2 separate regions of the Homo sapiens genome follow, and region 2 is linked to region 1. A link is an interaction called in ENCODE POLR2A ChIA-PET data of the cell type or tissue named here. Cell type or tissue: IMR-90. All regions are shown on one strand. Links, peaks and the distances in the headings refer to the core of each region. The heading gives the core; the rest is flanking DNA. Region 1 has its middle 27 kb from the start of LINC02612. Region 2 overlaps TNFAIP6 (TNF alpha induced protein 6).

Region 1 (5,388 bases), core at 321-5,320:
CTGCTTATACCCTCTTTACAACTTTGTAAATCATTCTTTTTATTAATCTCCTTAAATTACCCTTCTTGGATGAGCCATGCATTTTTTGTCAGAGCCTGGTCTGATAATCAGGCTGAGTGTATTTCCATTTGTTAGGATATTTTTCTATGTGATAAATAACTTTTATGTACCATGATTTGTTCTCTAAAGGATTTGTTGTATTTTAAAATAATCCACAAAATGTACAAAATAAAATAAAATGAATATTGGTAAGAAAAGGAATGAATAAATGAATATTGGTAAAAAAAAAAAAAAAAAGAGACAAAGGGAAAAATAAGAGCAAGGACTTAACTAAAATTGGGAATTATATTAGCATGTGAAGTGGAAGCCATTTTGTCTCCAAACTTGCTAACAGACAAAGGCAAAGAGAAAAAATATTAAAAAAAGAAGTTCAGGCCGGGCACGGTGGTTCACGCCTGTAATCCCAGCACTTTGGGAGGCCAAGGCGGGTAGATCACGAGGTCAAGAGTTCGAGACCATCCTGGCTAACATGGTGAAACCCCATCTCTACTAAAAATACAAAAATTAGCTGGGCGTGGCCTGTAGTCCCAGCTACTCAAGAGACTGAGGCAGGAGAATCACTTGAACCCGGAAGGCGGAGGAGGTTGCAGTGAGCGGAGACTGCACCACTGCACTCCAGTCTGGCGACAGATGGAGACTCCATCTCAAAAAAAAAAAAAAAAAAAAAAAAAGTTCATAGGAGAAATACAACATTACAACATTCTTCACATCAAGAACAGAGAAAACTCCTTTAAGGCAAAGAGGAAACAATAATGCAATAAATGGCATCTTTAACTATATTCTGAATGTCCCACTCAATCAGATGAAAATATTTTCCCCAAAGCAACAAAATATTACTATCTGACTTATATAATGTTTGCTAAGAGGAATCTTTACTAGCTTAAAAACAAAGTCATATTTTCATTTTCTGGGGTGATAGGAGCTAACTTTTAATGGGTTTTAACTTTCAATGAGTTATAATGAGTGAGTTTAGAGTCTCATGCTTTGTGTCTGTTTTTGTTTAAAAATATGTTTAAATAATTTCAGAATTTGTTGGCAGCCATCAAAATGATCAGGCACTAAGAAGAACAAAGCTAGATTAAAGATAGATTGCAGTATATGTGTTTATTTAATCAACCTAGCATTAAAATGATTATAAATGAGCAGAATTTTTTGGTGTTGGATTGGCATATATAGATTATAAATTAAGAAACCCTAAAAAACATTTTTCCCCTAATAAATTGTAATTATCACCACAGCCTATTGGTGGCACTAATGTGGAGAGATGTTAACACCACTAGAATATCATCATATTAATAATAGAATCATATAGTGCTTTACAATTTGAAGAGGATTATGGCACACACACTGTTTTAACCCTACCACAGTTTGGTGAGACAGTCACTGCTGTCCTCATTTTTATAAATTAGGAGAAAGAGTGCAAAAAGGTGAGGTGACTTGCCCAAGGTCTTACAGGTGGTGTATGTCAGAGCTCAGAGTAGAACCCCAGAGGTCTTTCAACGGGAATCTAGTGTGTTTATTGTATCATAGTCTATGGCTCAATGCTTAGGGAAACTGAGGGGAGAGGGAGGGAGGAGGAATCCTCACGTGGAAAAGCAATATTATATCTATAAGTAGAAAGAAAAGACTTGAGTGTATAAACTCCAGTGATTGAAGTTTAGAAAGGACTTTAGAAACCATTCAGTTCAGCCCCATGTTTTGTAGCTGTACAAACCTGAAATGGCTAAGATCCCCCAAATGGCTTCATTTTCATTCCCTCTGATTTGTAATACTTTTCTCAAAGGAGTGCGAAGCCAAGTGAAAGAATCTTTCAGTTAAATATATGTAAAGCTTTGAATAATGAACCTGGCAACTTGGAGTATAATTTTTCAAAAGGCATCTTTTGAATTAAAAGCAATCAGAATTCATTTTTGGACAAGTCTTAAACTCAAGTGACAATATAATTCTACAGCCACTATTCCCAAGCTGCACTTAGGTGTCCCAGGGTGGTGCAGGGAACTCACAGGGGCTACAAGGTATTTTAAACTTTGGAGGGAAACATGGTATTAACTGACATCTGCCAATAGCATGAGACCTGCTAGCTCAAGGTAGTTTAAACATTTAAACATAGTTTAAACATTATTAGGTCATGCTACATTTCTTTCCATGACAGCTTCTTATTGTAAAGCTGAGTTTTTGGCAACTGACATAATAAAAACAAATATGGCACCACAATCAGTGTGAATTAGGAAATGAGGATAACCATACCTAGTCTGATTTCCAGGATTTGAAAAGCTGTGCAGTGCCCAATAGGTGCACACAGCATGTTAGTAACTGATTGTGGCTATGTACCAGTGAACTAAAATATATTTTATTTTAATGGATGTGTATTATTTTTAAATGGCTATTAAGTTGTTAGGACATAAAACTAAGTTGTTTTGACTTAGCTACTTAATAAATGAAACTCAAATATCTCTTGGCTTTGGGGCAATGTGAAAAAAAATTACTGTAATACTAAAGGTACCAGGAACCAAAGAAAGTTTGGGCATCTTTGTCCTAATGGTTAAGAATGTGGACTCCAGGGTTAGAATGCCAGCTTCACCACTAACCAGCTGTGCTACTTTGAGCCAACCTCTCTCTGTCTCCGTTTCTTCATCTATAATATGGAGCTTATAATGGGACATACCACAATAGTTATTGCGTGGATTAGTAAGTCAGCGTATGGAAGCTAGGTAGAATAAAGCCAGTCACAGAGCAAGTGTTTTTTCTGTTAGTATTAGCCATTATGCTTATATGACCAGCTCTCACTACAGTCCTTCCGATTGCAGTTATGTGCCTGCTCAGTCAAATAAAGAACATCCAAGCTTGGGAAGGCTGTGCATGTGGAGCCTGTGACCTAGAGAACTTTCTTCCTTCATTCCTTTTTTTGTTTGTTTTATATGGAAGGAAGCATACCAGAAATTTTTTGGAGAAATTTCAGCTGGCGTTCAGTGCTTTCTCAGTCAGAATTCCAGAGAAGGTAAGGCGTTTTAATGTTCTACCCACAGCTTCAGAAATTTTCATGTGTACCCTTTGCTTGGTAAACAGAATTGAAATAACTTTAGTCCCTGGCAAGGTGAGTGTCTGTACTGATCATCCCTTTGAGGAAATGACCTTTGAAACAATTACTATACCTATTCCCACATCAAAAATTAGCTTTCACTTTCTTCTCTGTGGATCTTTATAGCTGTTCACAGCTATATTTCGGAAATGTCACATCTCTTGAGCTGTGTTTTGTCTCACTTCCCAGGTAATTATTAGTTTCTAAAGAAAAGGTGTATTTTATTTCTTTTTAAAGTTTTCTCTTTTTTTCTAACAATTACTGTGTATCTATTTTATGCCCTGAAAGTAGCATAATAGCTTCTAGAGAACAAAAGATTCTGTTTCAGATATTAAATAAGCAAAGATTTAACAATATGCAAATTAATTATGGCAGATTCATACTATTATAAGTTATAGTTTTAGAGATTATTCAATGACATTCTTTTTTTTTTTTTTTTTTTTTGAGAGGGAGTCTCACTCTGTCACCCAGGCTGGAGTCCGGGGGGTGATATCGGCTCACTGCAAGCTCCGCCTCCCGGGTTCACACCATTCTCCTGCCTCAGCCTCCCTAGTAGCTGGGACTGCAGGCGCCTGCCACCATGCCCAGCTAATTTTTTTTGTATTTTTAATAGAGTTGGGGTTTCACCATGTTAGCCAGGATGGTCTCGATCTCCTGACCTTGTGATCCGCCCGCCTCAGCCTCCCAAAGTGTTGGGATTACAGGCGTGAGCCACCACACCCAATTCAATGACATTCTTAAACACAATATACTAATAAGCAAAAAGAATACAAAATTGTATTATCAATATGGCCCTAGTTTTATAAAAATGGAAATTAGATATATTTAGATATATGTACGTACATCCATTTTAGAAGTCTGAAAAAATACAGCAAATATGATTAGATATATGCAAAAACTTCATTTCACTTACATTTTGGTTTAAACAGTTATTTCAACTGAAAGAGATAGAATATACAACTAACGTTAAATAACAAAGATATTTCATCATCACAGATGTCTAGAGAAGGCTTACAAGCATTCCAAGGAACTAATATAAATATGTCATTTTATTAAAATTATTTCTAGTGATGGCCAGCGTAAGTATATGTGAATACGTGATCCCTTAAGAAGTTCATTTGTAAGTCCACACGCTCAGGTTTGCCTAAAATATAAGCTATAGCAAGGTGCCTGCTCTGTAAACTTCTCAGGGACATGTGTGGTAGAATGTAACAAATAAATCAGTTTATAAACTAGATATTTGCATACTTATTCTCATATAAAATCATAACTAAAGTTAATCCTCTTGTTCTATTTGAGCACTGAAGCATAAAAACAATGAAATTAATGGTACATGAATGATAAGGCATCATGAATGAGGTCATTGACAAATTGTCCCAATAGATGTTAGTTTTAATAAGCTTGGAGATTTTAATAAATATTTATTTGGCCAATTGGAGATTGTGTATGATAACATTAAACTGGTCATATTAATTATATGCTTTAATTATTTCTAGACTCTCATAGCTTTTGTTGTTACCTGGAATACCAGAAAATTTCAAGATAATAATTAAATGTGAGGTTTAATATCATCTCCAGAGCAGGGACCTTGTGCAGCATGTGCTTGCAAATGATAATAACACTGAATAATACAAATAATAAATGATGTTAAAGTTAGTTAAAATCAAATTTTTTTTCAAAATTTCTCAATATAGCACATAATAAAATAAGCCTAGTCTTAATTAGCCATCACTCTGATTTTAAAAAAAGGAGAAAAGGGATTAGAAATATAAAGGATAAGAAAATGTAATGAGAAAGCTAATAAGTATTTGGCCAAATAAGAACAGAACTGAGTAATATCTCATGTAACCATACAATTATAGGTGGGTTATAAGGAAATATCCAAAGTGTGGCCTAGTGTACTCGGAAAAAATAGTATCACCCCCACGTTCTATTATGAACAATTTCAAACCTAAAGAAAATTTGCAAAACTTGTACAATGAGCACCTGCATGCCCACCACCTACATTCTAGCAAGTATTATTATTTTATACCTGAAAGAAGCATTAGAAAACAGAGAAAAGAGAAGAAATCATTCAGGGTGGCAGTTTAAAAAAGTATAATGAACAACTATCCTTATATCAAAAATAAATAGTAAGAAATAAAATTAAATATAAGATCCCATTCACAATAACAGCAAAATATTAAAATATCAAGAAATCAACAAGAAATGTGAAGGATATATATAAAGGGAAATACTTATATTTTTCT
Region 2 (5,388 bases), core at 127-5,126, 760 kb after region 1:
GCTTTGCCGTATGAAGGACACTGGGCAGCAGGCATCTTTCAATAGAGAAACAACTTGACTGATGTTCCTGGTATTCTCTGACCTCGAGCATCAGATTGACTAAGGTCCTCTGTGTGTGAGTAATGGGATTTACTATGTAATGTATAAGAGCAGGATCCTTGGAGTTCAGAAAAACAAGCACCCTCTCTTATTGAGCTGTGGCAATGTCAACTTCAGTTTGGGGTGGAAAACAAAGAACTATATTTCTAATTCTCCTGGATTCATTTCTTGGTGCCAAGAAATATGTATGTCCTCACTGCAAATGGTCCTAAGGGTGGCTGATTGCACAGGTCAGAATACAGAGACTTAACCATAATGTCAGACTACATAGAACTATTAGAGCTAACTACAGAGCTAATGTTATGACTATTGTCCTGGGAATCTTTTCACATTGTTTCTATGGTAGAAGGGACTCCAAACTCAAAACAATCCATTTAAACAGTGATCTATTGGAAGACAACTCATGTATGACTTAACACTGCCTAAAATATGTTGGGAAAAATATGTGAACTAAAAAAGACAAATCAGATAAAAAATTGAGGCATTAACTGGTAGTTAGGTGTGTCCAGTTTTTTCTCTGCTGTGTTTGAATCTATTTTTCTTTTCCCTAATTTAGTATTTGCTTTGGATCCCTTCAGATCTTTCCTCAGTTTTTATTTGTCTTACTAAATTCTTTTTTTTTTTTTTTTTTTTTTTTTTTTTTGAGACAGAGTCTCACTGTCGCCCAGGCTGGAGTGCAGTGGCGCAATCTCGGCTCACTGCAAGCTCCGCCTCCCGGGTTCATGTCATTCTCCTGCCTCAGCCTCCCGAGTAGCTGGGACTACAGGTGCCTGCCACCACGCCTGGCTAATTTTTTGTATTTTTAATAGAGACAGGGTTTCACCGTGTTAGCCAGGATGGTCTAGATCTCCTGACCTCGTGATCCGCCCGCCTCGGCCTCCCGAAGTGTTGGGATTATAGGCGTGAGCCACCACGCCCGGCCTAAATTCTTAATTATATTGCATTAGTCATTGCCCTCAATTGGATATTTTAGCTTATTTTTCTACGTCATTGTGAGCCTACATAATGGATCCATCTTCACTAGTTTCTTTTGCCTTCACCTCCTTTTCTTTCCCCTATTGCTTACCTTTGCACGTTTTTATATAGCTTAAATCCAACAGAAAGCCAAAACTTTATCACCTGTGGATAGTGTTGCAATACAATGTTGTATTAAAAACTTTATTTTAGGCCGGACACGGAGTCTCACGTCTGTAATCCTAACACTTTGGGAGGCCGAGGCAGGTGGATCACTTGAGGTCAGGAGTTCAAGACTAGCCTAGCCAACATGATGAAACCTCGTCTCTACTAAAAATACAAAAATTAGCTGATTGTGGTGGCACATGCCTGTAATCCCAGCTACTCGGAAGGCTGAGGCAGGAGAATCGCTTGAACCCAGGAGGCGGAGATTGCAGTGAGCCCAGATTGCACCAGCCTGGGCGACAGAGTGAGACTCCGTCTCACAAAATAAAAATACAAAATTAAAAAAAATGAAAACTTTATTTCAGGCTATCGATCAAAAACACAATTTAGGCCAGGCCCAGTGGCTCATGGCTGTAATCCCAGCACTTTGGGAGGCCGAGGCGGGTGGATCACGAGGTCAGGAGATCAAGACCATCCTGGCTAACACGGTGAAACCCTGTCGCTACTTTAAAAAAAAAAAAAAAAATTAGCCAGGCGTGATGGCGGGCACCTGTAGTCCCAGCTATTCGGGAGGCTGAGGCAGGAGAATGGTGTGAACCCGGGAGGCGGAGCTTGCAGTGAGCTGAGATCGCGCCACTGCACTCCAGCCTGGGAGACAGAGAGACTCCGTCTCAAAAAAACAAAACAAAACAAAAACCAACCAACCAAACAAACAAAAAAACATAATTTAGCCTAAAGTTTCTGTTTATGGCCCCAAATTCCCCTAAAATTCCCCCTCATTCAGATTTTTCCCCAAAGTTTCCTAACAGTGAAAACTTAGCTACCCAAGGCAGCCAACCCAGAAAGCCCTTTGGCAGGAACAATAGCTGTTGTAATCTTCCAGCTGAGGCCACAGAATTTCCCCTGTTCCGTAAGAAGGAACAACAGTGCTTTTATGACATCATCTGATTTTGCAGAACGAGCAGCCGGTGTGTACCACAGAGAAGCACGGTCTGGCAAATACAAGCTCACCTACGCAGAAGCTAAGGCGGTGTGTGAATTTGAAGGCGGCCATCTCGCAACTTACAAGCAGCTAGAGGCAGCCAGAAAAATTGGTAACTGATTTCACAATGATTTTTCTTCTTTTTTATCCTTGGAGGAAAAAAATCCATCTTTCCTAAGCCCTAGTAAGACTTCTTTCTCCAACCCCCTTCTGATATATCACTAAGCCCCTAGGACATTTCTGCTCTCTGACTTCTCCTATCCATCTGCCTAGAGTTGGCAGACAGTTCCTAGTACCACCAACTTATGTGGAGTCTTAACCCAGTGTGACCTAATAAAATACAAGTCAAAAGAAAATGAAAACCTCATTATTTCAATATTATTTAAATTTCTCATTAATTTCAATGCCATTGCTATTCTTTTTAGTATTGTTCTATCTCTTTGACTTCTCAGTATGGTGGCTGTTAAATGATGCTATAGTACTATATTGAGTCTTACAAGGAAATTTACTTGGTAGAGAAATATTGAATTTAGTGGCTTTTTTCCCCAATTTTTTTCCATTAAGTGGGAGAATGTATTTGTACTTCAGGATCAAAAGCTATAAGGAAAAGGAGGACAGGAAGGTCGTGAGATAGAAGCAGAAAGAAACTGGGAAGATGGTATCAGAAGACCTGGTGAAAATCCCAGCAATCAACTGGTGTTACATGCTTCTTTATACAAAAGTGGATTGCTACCATCTCTCTTGGCCTTTGGGGAGAATGGGCCACCCCCATTCAGAACTCCTTTGCTGACTGGATAACATCCGGCAAAGTTGATACATTACTCAAGAAAAAAAATAAGAGTGTTTTCTCAAATGCCCCAAAGCCTCCCCAGATGACTGCTGGTCTGTAATCAGGGGGCGGCATGGGGCATAGTAACTGGAGTGGAAGAGACAAAGCCCATAGTCTTTACTGGCCATCCTGGACCTCTAGTAAAATTGCTCTTGGTGGCATTGACAGATACTAAAACAGCCTCTGAGGCTGAGCAAAGGAAACAGGGCTGAGCCTTTGTTTGAAATGTATGAGAGAATTTATCTTTATTCAAATCTTCTAAAACATTATGAATATCTGATAGGGTGCAGTGGTTCACACCTGTAATCCCAGCACTTTGGACTGCTTGAGCTCAGGAGTTCAAGACCAGCCTAGGCAACATAGCGAAACCTCATCTCTACAAAAAAAATTAAAAAATTAGCCAGGTGTGGTGATGCACACCTGTGGTCACAGCTACTCTAAAGACTGAGGTGAGAGGATTGCTTGAACCCAGGAGGTGGAGGCTGCAGTGAGCTGTGTTCATGCCACTGCACTCTAGCCTGGATGACAGAGCAAGACCATGTCTCTAAATAAATAAATAGGCCAGGCGTGGTGGTTCATGCCTGTAATCCTAGCACTTCGGAAGGGTGAGGTGGGCAGATCACTTGAGGTCAGGGGTTTGAGACCAGTCTGGCCAACATGGAGAAACCCCATCTCTACTAAAAATACAAAAATTAGCTGGGCATGGTGGTGCATGCCTGTAAGCCCAGCTATTCAGGAGGCTGAGGCAGGAGAATTGCTTGAACCCAGGAGGCGGAGGTTGGAGTGAGCCAAGATTGCACCACCCCACTCCAGCCTGGGTGACAGAGTGACACTCTGTCTCAAAAAATAGATAAATAAGATATTACAAATATCTTAATTGATCCTAAAATAGAAATTAAATTACCACTTGAAAATATTTTTTCAAAATTGATAATTTCAGAAATTGTCTCATGGCATTCCATACGTCATTTGTGAAAAGAAGCCAGCTCTGAACTTGGATTAGTTTCATACCCACAATAATTTGTAGTCCATTTGCATTTTTTTCAAGTAAGAGGTAGTTTTCCAATAAAAATCAGAAGTTATATTTCATGTGTATTCACACTTTGTCTAATTAAGGAAGCAATTTTCTCCCTTTTACATGAACTGGATTTGACCAGTTAAGAAACTTACTATTGGAAGTGGCTATCTTTGCTAAGATGACTTTTGCTTAGCCAAGACAGTTTACCTGTTTAGTCCATAACTCTTTTTCTTCTTGCAGGATTTCATGTCTGTGCTGCTGGATGGATGGCTAAGGGCAGAGTTGGATACCCCATTGTGAAGCCAGGGCCCAACTGTGGATTTGGAAAAACTGGCATTATTGATTATGGAATCCGTCTCAATAGGAGTGAAAGATGGGATGCCTATTGCTACAACCCACACGGTGTGTTAAAAATAATAATTTTATGTTTTGCAAAAACAGTTCCATGCTGCTAAGAGGTTGTTAAAAAAGAAATGGCTACTTTTTCCAGAAATAATTGATTTTGGTAATAATAACTACTACTAATAACTACAATTCATAAAGTGCTTATACTATACCCGACATTGAGTTGTGTTCCTTCGTCTACACTCTAACTTAATATTCACAATAATTCTTCAAGGAGCTATTGTTATACCTATTTTAGAAATCAGGAAATTGAAACTTAGAGAATTAAGTAACCCCAAATCAGGAGTCAATAATGATTAGGCAGATGGGACTGAGAATTCAGATCTTCTCTGTGCCAGGGAACTTCCCAGCCATAAAGAAAAAGAAAATAAAAAAGCAGATTAAAAACTTGTCACAGTAAATTAGCTAAAACAATAAAGTGATGCTACCAAATGGTAACTATTCAAAATTGTCCTTTTGATACAACGGGGAAAAGGAGACAAAGTAAACAAATAAATTCTTTCCTTAATTTCTTTTTGTGTATATATGCTAGTACTTCCAAACTAAGCAACTCTAATTCTATGGTTTAACAATTATATACTGTATATACTAGCTATCATTATACCATATATTTTTATTCATATTTTTTCCATGTTTGCTTGCAACTAGGAAATAATGAGAAAATTAACTCATAATTACTATAAAGAATTATTCTTAGGTCACGTTCTTGGAGAAAAAGTAGGCTGTTCTTTTTGGGTATATTTCCACCAGGACAATGTTACAAAATATTACAGTATGTTACAAAGTCTTCCTGGCATTTAGGATCATAAACATCCTCAGATGTGTCCCATTTGGATTTACCCTATAAGAAATTCCATAACACAGTAGGAGAGTTACATAGTGAGGTTTTAGTGTATTATTATAAAATCTATTATTTAATTATATTAACATTTGGAG

Evidence for each region. Peaks named below come from ENCODE experiments on the same cell type or tissue, not always from the same donor. Only the 100,000 strongest peaks of a DNase experiment are listed, where the experiment ranks them.
Region 2: POLR2A ChIA-PET joins it to region 1 with 8 read pairs; 2 of 35 experiments call an interaction of 5 or more read pairs at or near these places.

What each region holds. Positions count from the first base shown.
Region 1 is chr2:150,598,791-150,604,178 of GRCh38, forward strand. No RefSeq gene overlaps it. Among named protein-coding and RNA genes, the nearest start is that of LINC02612, 27 kb to the right of the region's middle. In IMR-90, for the core only: no CTCF peak of the experiment used is centred there; a DNase peak (open chromatin) is centred at 2,901; H3K27ac peaks cover 1,858 bases.
Region 2 is chr2:151,361,769-151,367,156 of GRCh38, forward strand. It overlaps TNFAIP6 (TNF alpha induced protein 6), which reads left to right. Exons shown (of 6, transcript NM_007115.4): 2 at 2,175-2,312; 3 at 4,288-4,449. All of the region lies in intron 2 of LOC101929319 (a long non-coding RNA gene), which reads right to left. Among named protein-coding and RNA genes, the nearest start is that of MIR4773-1, 3.9 kb to the right of the region's middle. In IMR-90, for the core only: no CTCF peak of the experiment used is centred there; no DNase peak of the experiment used is centred there.